2 separate regions of the Mus musculus genome follow, and region 1 is linked to region 2. A link is a loop called in an ENCODE intact Hi-C map of the cell type or tissue named here. Cell type or tissue: left cerebral cortex. All regions are shown on one strand. Links, peaks and the distances in the headings refer to the core of each region. The heading gives the core; the rest is flanking DNA.

Evidence for each region. Peaks named below come from ENCODE experiments on the same cell type or tissue, not always from the same donor. Only the 100,000 strongest peaks of a DNase experiment are listed, where the experiment ranks them.
Region 1: it touches region 2 in a loop (2.3-fold over the local background); 2 of 42 quality-filtered maps call a loop at or near these places.

What each region holds. Positions count from the first base shown.
Region 1 is chr17:93,195,671-93,203,301 of GRCm38, reverse strand. Adcyap1 (adenylate cyclase activating polypeptide 1) reads right to left here and starts at 4,134. Exons shown (of 5, transcript NM_009625.3): 1 at 3,680-4,134; 2 at 3,182-3,289; 3 at 941-1,072; 4 at 419-517. The coding sequence starts at 3,288. It overlaps Gm32465 (a long non-coding RNA gene), which reads left to right and starts at 1,041. Exons shown (of 3, transcript XR_385916.4): 1 at 1,041-1,213. In left cerebral cortex, for the core only: a CTCF peak has its summit at 6,293; DNase peaks (open chromatin) are centred at 3,410, 3,896, 5,197, 6,257 and 2 more places; H3K4me3 peaks cover 2,627 bases; H3K27ac peaks cover 1,673 bases.
Region 2 is chr17:93,594,433-93,602,063 of GRCm38, reverse strand. No RefSeq gene overlaps it. Among named protein-coding and RNA genes, the nearest start is that of Gm25935, 350 kb to the right of the region's middle. In left cerebral cortex, for the core only: no CTCF peak of the experiment used is centred there; DNase peaks (open chromatin) are centred at 3,495, 3,632 and 3,990.

The DNA.
Region 1 (7,631 bases), core at 1,521-6,520, 400 kb after region 2:
CCATATAGTACATATATGTTTTTAAGTATACAAATTTGGGGACTTTGTTCCTTCGGTTTGCCTTTATAGTAAACCTAGTGCTCCTCCCCTCAATTATGACAAACCCTCCCACGAACCTGGAAAGGAGGTTATTTGATTTGACTTTGTTCTCATTGAACAAGAGTCCAACCCCCAATTTTCCTACCCTCTTTCCCTTTTACCTTCTCTCTGGCTCTTAGGACAAATTTAAACGCCCAGTTTTGAGAACTCCGCCCAAGGCTTGTAGTATCCACCTCCTTGCCAGGACGCAGACACACCCTCAGGCGCTTGGGCGCGCACAAACGTAAAAGCTGCCCCAGCTCTCCCCATCCGGATTCTACACGGGCACCCACCAAGGCGTGTGCATCATTCGAAGGTTAACTCTTTCACAAACTCTTACCCCGCGCCCCTGGCCACGACCGACTGCAGGTACTTCCTGGCGGACAGCTGGTCCAAGACTTTTCGATAGGCTTCGTTAAGGATTTCGTGGGCGACATCTCTAATGGGGAAACAAAGAATGCGACGTGGGTCACTCACTGCCTCAAGCCCTTCAAATGATAGCTAAGGCTCACACTGTTGGGTCTGTCAGAAGGATGACCCAACAGCCACTAGTGACACGGGACCTGGGAGTAACTTAGGGAAGTTCCCCAGGGGTGAATCGAAGGTGGTATTTAGTGTGGCCCAAAAGCTCCCCACCTACAGAGTCGCACACTCACTGACACCTCCCTGGCCTCAGAGCTTTCAGTCCCGTGGTGGGGCTTGGGCTCCACAGGGATCTGACTGCTAATTTTCTGTAGCTCTCATGGGAAGGGAGGCTTAAAGACCCTTCTTTTAACAGAAAAAGCCCTACTTTTAGAGCCCCTACCCGGTCCCTTCTGCCAGGTTAGGCCCAAGCCACAGGCGGAAGCCGGGCGGGTTGTACCTCCTGTCCGCTGGATAGTAAAGGGCGTAAGCGTCACGCAGCGCGGAGGCGGGGCTCCCCACGCCGGGAGGGTCCCAGTCATAGAAGTCTTGCAGCGGGTTTCCGTCCTGGTCGTAAGCCTCGTCTTCTGGTCTGCGGGACAGCCAAAAGGAGGGTCATTAAAAGTCACTTCCTAGTTCTGCCAAGTTCTAAGAAAGTCCAGTTGATTTTCCTTCTTCGTTATGGTCTCCCATGGAGAATTGCCCTTACTTCCAGAATGGTCCCGGGAACAAGGTAAGGGAACTACACCCAGCAGCAGTTCCTACTGGAAGTACCGCAGGGAAATTCGCTCACACCTCCTCAGGAGAAACAACTATCTCCGCCAGGGCCACTGGACAACCGTGTAGACCCCAACACCTGCCAAGGAAAACACCCGCTTTCTCCCTCACCTGCCCCAGGCTCCCCTAAGTAGCATGTAGCTCTCATGAGACAGATCCTAAGAAATGATATGATTCGGAGACGGGGAGACCCAGGGAAGAATAGAAGGAATGAGTGGATAGGTTGGATGCAGGAGGACAACTTCATCAGCAGCCACCCCCATCCGATCCGCTGAGCCCAGGGGAGCCCTTCCCTGCGCAGATGTAGGTCACGGAGAACCTCCAGCATCTATTTTAGGCTGAAGAGAATCTGCTAGGAACATGAATAATAGATGTCCCTAAACTTAGCTAGTTTGGTTCATACTGTGGTGTGGCAGAGCACTCCAGAGCCTATCACCCAGGAAAAGTGCTAGGCACACGGAACTTTGAGAATAGCTGGAGGTGAAAGAAGAGCTTTCGAGTCAATTAAACAAAGAGTTCCTGCTATCTGTTAGCAATGGCGGGGAGGCTGGGTATCATCTCAACCTCAAAGAGCAAGGAAAGGGGTGGACTTGGACTGACATTCCGTAGGTGTCCAATGACCTCACCATCTCCTCACATATCGCATCTTTGTGGGACAAAAGACAGGCAAAAGAGGACGAAAATGCAAAGTCGGGTGGCTTTGGGCTCCAGGAGTACTCAGAATGCAATCCGGACAAATAACCTTCACTAGTCAGGATTCAATCGTTCTTGGGGCGGGCTCTTGCTTGCCTTTTGGCCCTCCCAGGAGAGGCCAGAGAAACTCCTCCGCACCGACATAACCAGCCCCCCCCCCCAGGGATACCCCAACCCAGGTCCCAGACTTTCTGGCCACCCCTGCTTTGCCCTGCGACCACATGCTGGAATCCTGTTACAGAAACTAGGATTTCTGTCTGCCAAAACATCAATGGTCAGATACCCCTAAGGCAGAGGTCTTGGGCGGGGCTCCAAGAGTCAGCTCAACGCCGCGCTCTCCTGGCTGCCCTGAGTGCCACCCGGCACACACGCCACTCGGCCCCACGCATTTCTACTGTCCCGAATACGTGTGAGGGTTTCTGGAGCTGCGACAGGGAACCTGGGCAGCGTTTCACTATTAGAATCAGAAGCCAAGACAAAAGCCAGGTTTTCTGCATCCCCAGTTGAGCTAGGCTGTCCTCCCAACCCCTCCTGCCTGCTGGCATTCTCTCCCTCCCTCGCATCCGTTTCTTCTCCCTCCATTGCTTTCTCTTTCTTGCGTTATTCCGTCTCTCAAATAGCTTTTCCTTAACCGTGTGTCGGCAACACCCCCACCCCAAGGAATTCTAGGGCTCCAACTCCAGTTGAAACAGGGCATAATTTAAAGAAAGCTCTTCCAGTGGGAAAGAATTCGAACGAGACAACAGGAAGGACATAGGAGCGAGAGACCCCGCCCCAATAGTCCAGACTAGGCAGTAACAAAGCAAAGTGGGGAGAGCATCACTCTCACCCCCGCCCCGGGCTTTGATCTGGGAACTGAAGTTTGCCAACTTACTCAAAGAATAGGTAGAAAAAGAAAAAAAGAAAGAAAGAAAGAAAAGCTAAGCCGGAAGGGGGGCGCACCCTGCCACCTTCACAGGGAAGATTTCTACAAAGATAGGAAACTCACTCTCTTTACCTGAGTCCCTGGGCTCCACTGGTGAGTAAGGAGGGAGTCTGTGGCTGTACTAGAGCCTGTCTGATCCTCAGGCTTAGCTAGGGACCCAAAGGGGTCCACCTAACCAAAGGCTGTAGAAATGCCTAGGTGCTCAGGAAGCGATGTTTAGGAGCCTGACATCCAGATCTGCAGGGAGGTGACCAAAGTGGGTGTCTGGCTAAGGGAAAACCTAACTTATATTAGGGAAGCACTTACCTGATCCCAGGGAAGCTGAGTCCGGCGGCAGGTGAACAGGAGACACTGCTATGCATTATTATCCCATACACCAGCAGGGCCAGCCTTGCTCCGCTACACATGGTCATTCTGCGCAGGAGAGGAAAGAGGGTATGCAGTGAGTGAAATCGCTCCTGGCTTTCTACCTTCTAACCCGAAGAAACTCTTGGGAGCTGGGGAGCCAGTGAAACTGTGACTCCCTGTGTTAAACACCAGTTAGCCACGCTGGGGCGTCCAACTACTTCTCTCTTGGTATAGTTCGAAAAAATAGCTTTGTGTGTGCCCAGCACCCAGTAACTAGCCAGACCTTGAACTAAAGAAGGCTAACTAATACACTGATGCTGCTGGCAGCACAAGGAGGGAGCCTGTAGTCAATCAATCGGTTAGTATGCTAAGAATCCCAACACACACACACACACACACACACACACACACACACACACACACACACACACAAACCCCTTATTATTAGACTCTTACGGTGTCTAGGAAAGGGTTGACTAAGTAGGACAGCGGGCAAAGGCTCCTTCGAGTTTCTGCGCTGGAATCACAACCCGAGAAGCATCAGTCACTGTCTGGAGCTGGTGTCTGGAGAGAAGCCGCGGGAATTAGCTGAAGGAGCTGGGGAGACTTGTTTGCCGAGGCTAAAATTCCGCTCAAAACTTTGTAGACGCACAAAACTAGGAGGGAGCGTGACACCGAAGGAAGTGGGCGAGGAGAGAGATGTAGAAGAGAGAGTAGGCGAGCAGCCAAAGGGAGGGGGAGCAGAGTGGACTTAAGTCCACCGGGAGAAGAAGCTAATGGGTAAGAAAAGAGGAAAAGTCAGTGGGGGGGGGGGGGAGAGGGAAGATGGCCTCTGTGGGAGACTATCTGGCAGCTTGCGGAAGTCGGGAGTCGGAGGCACCTTCTCTGCTCTGAGGTCTCAGGCTGCGTCTGAAGATGCTGCTGCTTCTGCTGCTGACAGAGGTGACTGGCCTTCTGCTCGTTTTTATATATGCAGTTAACAAAATAAGCTGTCCGAACGTGGTTTCAGGAGACACCTCTTTGTCAACATCTTTCTGCCTTCAAGTACAGAATATTTTGGTTGCACTGTTGCACTCCGATTTTTATTCATGATATGACTTCCTTTTTTTTCTCCCCCAGTCACGTAATGATCCGGTATCAGTAAAAGACGTCAGCATCCTAGTCCCTCAAGGAACATATTAACTATTCTGTGCAGTCCTCCAGGATGATAAGATCCGGAGTCATCCGCTTCTGATAAACACCTTTCACTCACACAATCCAATTTTTAAGAAGTCCAATTATTTTGATGGTTTTCGATTTCACTGATTTCTCAAAGACAAGTAAAGAACTCGTAGAATTTAGAGAATGGTGAAGTCATGTTTTTATTGAGTCCCTAATTTTTCTTAATTTTCACTCAACCCCCACCAATGACAACTCTGATCTCTAGATTTAAGCACCATCAAGATCTCCTATTAATAATTTTAATTTTGATCTCTCAATTCCTTGCATATGCTTTTTCAAATAGGCTACTAAACATGGAAGTCGTTTTGTGTTTTAAAGGAAAGAATTATAAGGATTTTCAGTAAATATCTAATGAGTCTGGCTGGGTTGACAGTCTGTCTCTGAATAGATTGATGGATGAGACTAGGATGAGAGCCTGTGGTGCTGTCCAGGCTCTTGGTGCTGAACTATTTGGGCGCAGATGCTGCAAATGTTGAAATTTGCCACTGGTTTAATTTTCACCACAGCCTCTAAATTTGAAGCTTTGGCAGTGGTGCTCTTACTGTGGGAGTTCATTGTCTAAATCACCCCGCTGTTCATATTAATCTTCCCTTGGATTCTGTGTCCACGAATGTCCCAGTGCTCAGAACCTGCTTAATCCCTGCCTCAGTGCAAAGCTTTTTCTTCTGAGTTAGTCCTAGTATTCAGATGGATCTTTACCTTTCCTGTCTACACACTTTCACACTCTCCGTGGCTCTTACTAGTTTTAAAAATTGAAACCATGTCACTGTGTTTTCTGCAATAATTGAAAATTTAAGATTGTGAGGGTGTGACGTGTGTCTCTTGAATTTCTCTTACATGTTGAATTCTGTTTAGGGAAATATAGACTCGGAATGCAGGAGGATTCCCTGCACAAGTTGTCTTGATAAAGGTTGCTACCAGGAACCCTTCCCTGGGGGATAGTTAATATTTTTAACTAAAAATAAAATGAAAAGAAGAAAGCAATGAGAAAAGATCACATTCACTGGGGACCTTCTAAGCACCTGAGTAATTTCAGAAGATTCAGAAATTTCTGGTCCACTAGGAAATCTCGAGAGCCTTTCTTTTCAAGGGAAAATAGAAGCATCAATAACAGTTAGTGTGCATTTTTACTATCTGAAGCTCTCTCTCTCTCTCTCTCTCTCTCTCACACACACACACAGTGAGAGAGAGAGAGAGAGAGAGAGAGAGAGAGAGAGAGAGAGAGAGAGAGAGAGAGAATTAAGTACGAGTGCTGCTGCCTATACTGTGATTTGGGTTTAAATAAGTTTAAATAAGCTGTTAGTCCTGAGTACTTTTTCCAAGCCACAGTATTTCTCACTTTTAATGCTATTATCACCTTTGTTTGAGGTTTAATACTTTCCCCAATTATCAAAAATTTTCCTTATTTCCTGACTTTGAATGATCCAAAGCTGCCTGTCTCCTCTTAGTTTCCTCCTAGCTTTAGATTGAATACTATCAACAAACTACTTCTACACAGGGGATGTTTCTCTTTGTGTTATATTATATCTGTCTGCTATCTTAGGTTGGGGTGACTACATCCCTGAACTACATATTCAGCGTCCACCTTTCCTGGCCCTCACACAAAGAGCTTGCAGTGAACAGGAAAGATAATCCAGCAGGACTGCTTTTCATAACAAACTTGTCCAAAACTATTGCCTACAGTGGTTCTCCTGACTTTTGAGTCAAAGGTGAACTCCATTAAAATTCCCACTTTTGCCTCCCACTTGAATTCTGAAATGAGTTCCATCTGGAAAGACATTTAAAAATCTCCAGGACTACGCATTTAAAATTTACAATTCAATGCCCAACTTTTTAGTCAAGAGAGCCACCATGTGGGGAGTTTGGTTGACTTCAAGGTCTGTTAAAGGCAAAACCCACAAGCAAGAAAAATAAGCAAGAAATAAATGTAGCTAGGAGTTGTGGTGAACACGAAAGAAAGAAAGAAAGAAAGAAAGAAAGAAAGAAAGAAAGAAAGAAAGAAAGAAAGACAGACAGACAGACAGACAGACAGAAAGAAAGAAAGAAAGAAAGGAAGGAAGAAAGAAAGGAAGGAAGAAAGAAAAGTAAGCAAGCCTTCAAAAGCACTAGCTTGCGTCCAGTTCAATGGAGTATCTGGGTTGTTGACACTCTTACTCCCTGGGCCTGGGTACCCCAAAATCATACAACTTGAAGTCAATCCCATTCAGTAGAGTGAAAAACTCAGTAGAGAATTTGAGATTATTGGTGAGTAAACTCCAGAGACCTTGTCTTTCTTGGCACTTTCTGAAGTCCACCTAGCCCTGCCTAGAGGACTAAAAATCCTTGATCCCATACAGGCTCGTTTCACAGATATTTTCATGGCCAATGGCAATCTTTAATTAGGTGTGCTTGGTGTCTGGAGATCAGGGAAGCAGTTCTGGACTCAGTTCTGGACTGAGCCCCTAATCAAAAATATTGAGGGGAGGAAAGAAGGCTGAACCCTTGGTCGTTGGAAATTGAGGAAGGTTGTGGAAAAGAAAAATTAGAAACCTATGTGTGTTGAGGTCTTGAGAGCTGTGTGGGTTTGGAACTGCATCCTACTTGGTCAAAGCCATTCACTGAGCCCTTTCTGCTTTGGTTCAAAGACCAACGCTGGCTTCCTAATTACTCCTCACAAGAGAGAATATTTGCCGTTAATTTCAGGGATGCTTCAGTGCAATCTTAAAGCTGCTGTATCTCGGAGGCTTTTGAGTTTGCAGTTTTGAACCTATGTGCAGTAAGCAACCATCAGGCAAAAAGCAGGCAAGAAAGCTTCTCACCCAATACTGTCCACAGAAACTAGTATGCCAGCAAAGACTGGATAGGAGACCAAAGCCAGCCACATACATTTGCTAATTTAGGAATGCATGTGGCAACTTGGACTAAGACGCAGGAAGGAGCCTGGGCACAAATACAAGAGACCCTCAACTAAACAGCTGTTCCTGGGAAGACTAGGGAGAAGAGAAAAGGAGGAGTATGTGGAGTATGTGGAGGGAAAAGCCTTGTGATTTTTCTATTTTGATAGTACAGAAGAATGGAAAGCCTTCTGTCCAACACCCATACTCCTTTCTCTTCATCCTCATGATTTGTTAGACTTCCCAAGCTGTCAACTTTTCTCCAGATTATGAAATCTAGGAATGCTATATTAGCTAGAATCATATTATTATAG
Region 2 (7,631 bases), core at 1,167-6,166:
TTCACTTACTTTGGGGCTGATTTTCATGGTTTTCTGAAAGGAAATAATATTTACTTACTATTAACTGCTTGATATAGGTAAAGGTATATTAATGTACCTTTCCTATTTGATTTATATAATCTACTAGATTTTAATGCACATACATCCCCCCAAAAACTCTTACAATTACTAGATAAACTCTTAGTTTGTTTCTAGAACCTTGGTAGGGAAGAAAATGGTGGGTGAGATGAGAATATTATTAACAAGTGCCAGCTGATCAGAAGAGAGCATATCCTAAGGGCCTTGCACAAAAGGCTCTTATGCTGACAACTACAAACAAAATGCTTATATAGAACATTTTGAAGGAATATATTTTGTCCACAGACAGATGGGTATGAGACTATGATTAGTCCAATTATCTGACATAAAATCTCATCTTATTTGAAGGTCACACATGTTTTGGTTGTACAAATGTGAAAAAGATAACTTATTAGTAATTATTGTGACCAGTGTTCCTCCTTTCTTGATAGAATGCCTAACTCTAGCAGTTAACTTCTTAGTTATTTAGATATGGCTTTTCTTTAAGATTTATAATGCTCAGAATAGGAAAGAAATCAAAAAGATATTCTAAATGACAGTTTGCAAATGACAAGTTGACACATTATGCAGACTCATTACCACACTCAAAATGATGAATAGGTCCATCACTCCTAATAAGTTTGATTTCTACAAATGTTTTCTCAACTTTTATTCTAAACAATTATCCCTTTTACTTGAAAATATTTTGATATGTTAATTATTTACCTGAGGTTTTCTTAGTGTACATTTTTGTGCCTTGCTCCAAAATTATTTATAAATTCACTCACAGGCAAAAATAAAAGAGTAATGAGCAATTAAAAGTTCACCAGTGTTCATAAGGGAGGAACCAAGCAGTGACATATGAGAAGGCATGACATTCGGTTTTACATTGTAACTGAAGATAATTTTGAAATAGCTTCTTTTAAGCACAAATTGGTTTTTAGTGTTTTCTCTCTCTCTCTCACTTTCTCTCTCTCTCACTTTCTCTCTCTCTCTCTCTGTCTCTTTCTCTCTTCCTTCATTTCCCTTTCAAGTGCTTAAGATGAAACTCAGCACCTCACATATTGACTCAGCAAGGACACCAAGGGATATTGAGTGGTTTCCCTAGTTCTAAATTACTGTTAAATCATCAGTATTACCTTCTCTGATATATATATATGGGTAGATAAAACATACTGGTTTTAAACAGGTAGTAGATCTAATCCTATTAATCCTATTATAATCATATTCAATCCTATTTTAGCTTAATAAATATGCTGGCAAACTTAAACTGCTTCATATAACCAGTCAGATCTGTGAGGTTCTGTGCTAACTGCTTTTATGTCAACTTGACCAAAGCAAGAGTAATCAGAATGGGAGGAGTCTCAATTGAGAAAATACCTCCATAAGATCCGGTTGTAGAGTATTTTCTTAATTAGTGACCAATGATGGAGGACCTATCCCACTGTGGGTGATGCCATCCTAGGACAGTAGTCCTAGGTTCTTTAAGAAAGTAGGCTAAGCAAGCCATGTGAAGCACGCCAAAAGACACCTCTTCTCCTTGGCCTTTGCATCAGCTCCTGCCTGCAGGTTTCTGTTTTGTGTGAGTTCCTGCCCTGATTTCCCTTGGTGATAAACAGCAATGTGAAAGTGAAAGCTGAATAAACCCTTTCCCCTAAAACTTGCTTTTTGGTCATGGTGTTCGTTGCAGCACTAGAAACTCAAATCAAAGACATTTTTGGTCCCCCTTTTTTTCCAATGGAGAAACAAGTCTGGTCATGGGGAGGCACATTGTGTAGGGCTAGTGAGATGCTATAACTTAAGGGGAGACTCCATACACTACAGCAGGGGAGTCTACCTACTAACCTTGTGAAAAAATGTGTTTTTTTCTTTCTATTTAGACTAGAAAATAAGAGAGGGGTATGGAAAGGGGGGGGATAGCTTTTATGACTAGATAAGTAATGAAATAAAATACAAAAAAAAAAGAGGACCAATTTAAGACAATACAAAAAGAGTTTGAATTTAGAAATTTCAAGAAGAAACAATAGTAAAAACCAATAAGAATGAGATATAAAGGGGGAAAAGTGTTATAGGTATATATACAAAAGGAGACAGTGTCAAGTAGAGACCCATTAAGCAAGAAGGGTGTACGGGTGTGTGTATCTGTATGGTGGGGGGGCATCTGAGAAAGAGAGAGACAGAGACAAAGAGAAAAGAGAGGAGAGAGAAAAAAGAAAGAAGGGGGAAGCACACTGTTTCCATTATCTAAATATCAGTTCAGGTCATGCTAATGTTGTTGGGTATTTTTTTAAATCTCTGCTCATAAATAAATACAAAGAAAAGTAGTAAAGTTCATAGAGCAAACACCCATAAGCAATAACTGCCTGTAACCCTGTTACGTACTCCTCATAAAGTATCTTCTTTACTCTTTGTTTTGCTTTAGTTTTTTCGAGACAGGTTTTCTCTGTAGTTTTGGCTGTCCTGGAACTCACTCTGTAGACCAGACTGGCCTCAAACTCATAAATCTGCCTGCCTCTGCCTTCCAAGTGCTGGGATTAAAGGCGTGCGCCATCACTGCCTGTCATAAGTTATCTTCTTAATTACACTAAATAAATAGTAGTTTCTTTTGGTCATGCTTAACCATGAAAGAATAATTTTACATTAAAAAGAATTTTTTTTTGCTCATTATACCATTTGAGCATCACAAAACAAGTCCTTTATTTAAAAATATTTCAAAATTTTAATATTAATTTTTAAATGATTTTACTGTTTGTCAGGTTCATACAATTAATTTTATACAATTAATTATTCTCATCTTCACCCCAGTTCGCTCTCTTACCTGACGTTCTCTTGCTGTACCTCCTCTCAGAAAGACTCCTCTACTTCCAGGTCTTCCTCTGGTATGTTGCCCACTGAGTTTAATTGGAGTTTCTCATCATTTGCAAGTTTTATCCAGGGTGAGAGAGAAAGTATAGGAAGATTTTTGTCTTGTTTTGATTTTAAAGTTATTTTAAAAGGGCTTATTCATTTTTATGTTATGTGCATATGTGTATCACCTGCATGTATATATGTGTATCAAGTGAGTTTCTGGTGACCAGAGAGACCAGAAGAGACCATCAAATTTCCTGCAACCCCGTCATAAATGGTTGTCAGTCACCACATGCATGCTTGGAATCAAATACTGGTTCTCTGGAAGAGCAGAGAGTGCTCTTAACCACTGAGCCAGCTCCAAAATTCTTTTGTTTAATTATATGAAAATAGATGTTAAAATGATTCAATGAAAATAAGAACTTTTTATTATACTTATGGTAAAAGACTTATTCTGACTCCAGCAAGCATTTTTTGTGGAAGCAGCAATAAAAAAGTGCATGTCCCTGTTGCCACAGTACTGAGTGGGTGTGCTTCCTTAACAAAGCAGGTAGCGTAGTGATGAGCAAAAACAGGATGGGAACTAAAGTCACTAAAAATAAGCCCTGCTTTCTCAACCATTTCATAAGAGAAATCAGAAACATATTCTTTTCAAGGAGGGATAAGGAATCTGTCCTCAAATTTGGGGTAGCTTATGGATAGAGGATATTTTGCCTCATCACTTGCCTTATTGAGTTTTAAGCCATATGGTCCTGGGTTTGGATCACAGAATTTACAACACTGGTGAGCACAGTGTGTCCCATTCAGACTTCATCCAGCAGCTCACTTTTACATCTTAATATAGTCATCACATTAAATCATGACTTAAGGGAAGTTTTTAAAAGCCAAGTAGAAATACCACTCTGAGCTAAGATTACAGAAATGAAAAACACTCTTCGGCTCTTGTAAATTGAATTAAAATTATAGTATCAAGAATAGAATCAACATTTGTGCATTAATGTATTTTTATCTTCCCTAGAGTTTTGAATTTGAATGTTTCCTATTCTGGATTCTGGCATCTGAGTTATTTCCTCTCCCACACACATCCTCTCGCCTTCATGTACCACTTAATTAAAAGGGAGATTACATGAACACCTAATGATGTCCTTCTGTCTGCAAGCTCCCTTGCTACCAACCCCAGGAAGATGCATATGTCCTGACAGCACCTGGCTCTGAATCTCTACCATTCATCTGCTACAGTGTGGGACATGGATAGTTGAAATTACCTCCTATTTTCCACTTATTTTCTAACACTTTTAAAGAGATAAACCTACAGATAAAGTTAATCATAACAATTTTAATTTCACACTCTCCTATATGGTCTGCTTTACAAAGCCTCAAATTCATAACTTATACATTAAGCAACAATCCTTTCCTTATCTAAATATTTGTCAGACTGCTGAACCTTCTAGTCCCATATGTACACTTCCTTATAAAAATCTACTTTTTCTAGAACATGGCTAATGCTGTTTAACAGGAACTCACCTTCTCTCCAGACATATTGTCCTGTAGAGGAATTTTAATCCAGCTGCTCTCCAAGTATTTGAATCTTTTAGGTCAATGTGATAGAGCTGGAATACAGACATGCCATTAGTACACACCTTTAATCCCAAACAATATATGTTAGGTTAATTTGTAAAAGGAAGCGGCCATGTTTAAAAGTGACTTCTAATTGAGGAGTAGAGAAATTAATTAATCATAGGAAATAACTCAGAGAAAGGATATGCTCAACTCTCTGGAGAACACGTAAGAGAAAGGAGGCTACATAAGAGAGCAATACAAGAGGGGGGGAGGAGGTAGTATTACTGGGACAGTTTTGCAGAGACAGGTTGATGAGAGTACAAGCTAGACACAGATGAATATAGAACAAGCCAGAGAATGAGGAGTAAGATTAGGATGACTGTCACAGTTAGTTTGAAGCCAAACAGCAATTCAGTCAGAAGCCAAGAGAAGCCAATTTGAATCAGTCAGGATGGAGAGCATTTTAAGCCAAAACAACTGAGTTGAACCAGTCAGCCAGAGTTCTAGAAAGGGTGAGCTATTTCAGCAGTAAGCCTCCAAGACAACAATTACATAAGGCCAATAAAAGTTACTTTTACATTGCTAACAATAACAGATTCAATATTCATCTTTTACCATTTCCTAGTAATATGTGATCAGAAAGAATCTTATTCAGTTGGTTTAGCCATAACCTCAACCCCACCCCATACCTAATGTTTCTTCTTGGTCATTTTTCACACAAAAATTTCTGCTCTGTGCTTCGATATAATTTCCCAATTGTCATTATAATATTCAAAGCTGAATGCAAACCCCTTGCAGTGTTTCTGAATAAATTCCTTTTCATTATACCTTTAAAGTATGGCATCAAATAATCTTAACAAGTTTAAAGTTGGTTTTATCAGCATCCTAGACAGGGTTCAAGAAATAAGGAAGCCCAGAAATTTCAGGAAAATGCCATGCAGAATCTCAACCACGCAGAGCACTAAAATGAATTATTTATTTGAAGATGCCCTGAAGACACCACTAAAAACACATGCTTTCTGCAATCTGTGTGTTTGACTGCACTTGCACAGAGCACTAATGACTACTCCTTTTTATTCATTTCAAAATTCTTTTCCTCTTCGAATCTAATATCATATTCTTTGACAATATTTATTGAAGTATACAGTCCAAGCAGTTAGTGTCTACATCTACATGCAAAAACAAAAGCTCTTATGGGAAAGAAAATACTGTTTAGTTTCTAACAATATGATGTAACAAATTAAATTATGCACCCTGAGTTTAAGATCCTGTTTAGACCATCCCATGTCTAAGATGACAAGAGTTCTCTTCTCCTTGCATTTATGGGTAAACCCCACTGCTTCTCCTACATTATTATTTCCATGGATATACTCTCTCATCATTTTGCCACAACACACGTTCAAGAACCATTCTAAGAAATATAGAATGGATATATGCCCAGGAGAGGTATTGCTGGATCCTCCAGTAGTACTATGTCCAATTTTCTGAGGAACCGCCAGACTGATTTCCAGAGTGGTTGTACAAGCCTGCAATCCCACCAACAATGGAGGAGTGTTCCTCTTTCTCCACATCCACGCCAGCATCTGCTGTCACCTGAATTTTTCATCTTAGCCATTCTGACTGGTGTGAGGTGGAATCTCAGGGTTGTTTTGATTTGCATTTCCCTGATGATTAAGGATGTTGAACATTTTTTCAGGTGCTTCTCTGCCACTCAGTATTCCTCAGGTGAGAATTCTTTGTTCAGTTCTGAGCCCCATTTTTTAATGGGGTTATTTGATTTTCTGAAGTCCACCTTCTTGAGTTCTTTATATATGTTGGATATTAGTCCCCTATCTGATTTAGGATAGGTAAAGATCCTTTCCCAATCTGTTGGTGGTCTTTTTGTCTTATATACGGTGTCTTTTGCCTTGCAGAAACTTTGGAGTTTCATTAGGTCCCATTTATCAATTCTCGATCTTACAGCACAAGCCATTGCTGTTCTGTTCAGGAAGATGCCCCAACTGGTAAGAAGGACACATGCTCCACTATGTTCATAGCAGCCTTATTTATAATAGCCAGAAGCTGGAAAGAACCCAGATGCCCCTCAACAGAGGAATGGATACAGAAAATGTGGTACATCTACACAATGGAGTACTACTCAGCTATTAAAAAGAATGAATTTATGAAATTCCTAGCCAAATGGATGGACCTGGAGGGCGTCATCCTGAGTGAGGTAACACATTCACAAAGGAACTCACACAATATGTACTCACTGATAAGTGGATATTAGCCCAAAACCTAGGATACCCAAGATATAAGATACAATTTCCTAAACACATGAAACTCATGAAAAATGAAGACTGAAGTGTGGACACTATGCCCCTCCTTAGAAGTGGGAACAAAACACCCTGGGAAGGAGTTACAGAGACAAAGTTTGGAGCTGAGATGAAAGGATGGTCCATGTAGAGACTGCCATATCCAGGGATCCACCCCATAATCAGCATCCAAACGCTGACACCATTGCATACACTAGCAAGATTTTATCGAAAGGACCCAGATGTAGCTATCTCTTGTGAGACTATGCCGGGGCCTAGCAAACACAGAAGTGGATGCTCACAGTCAGCTAATGGATGGATCACAGGGCTCCCAATGGAGGAGCTAGAGAAAGTACCCAAGGAGCTAAAGGGATCTGCAACCCTATAGGTGGAACAACATAATGACCTAACCAGTATCCCGGAGCTCTTGACTCTAGCTGCATATGTATCAAAAGATGGCCTAGTCGGCCATCACTGGAAAGAGAGGCCCATTGGACACGCAAACTTTATATGCCCCAGTACAGGGGAACACCAGGGCCAAAAAGGGGGAGTGGGTGGGTAGGGGAGTGGAGGTGGGTGGGTATGGGGGACTTTTGGTATAGCATTGGAAATGTAAATGAGCTAAATACCTAATAAAAAAATGGAAAAAAAATTAAAAAAAAGAAATATAGAATGGAGATAAATTGCTGAATTTTATAGTATGTAGTAATATGAAAACATTACTTACATACCTGATAAACATTCAATGAAACACTTCTTAGATTTCTAGTTTGAAACCCTTTCCGCATTTTACGGCACTTGCTTCATGTTGTCTAACCACTTGCTTTATAAGTAAATGTGAAGCGATTCGGTCCTCTCTTACTTAGGGGTGTG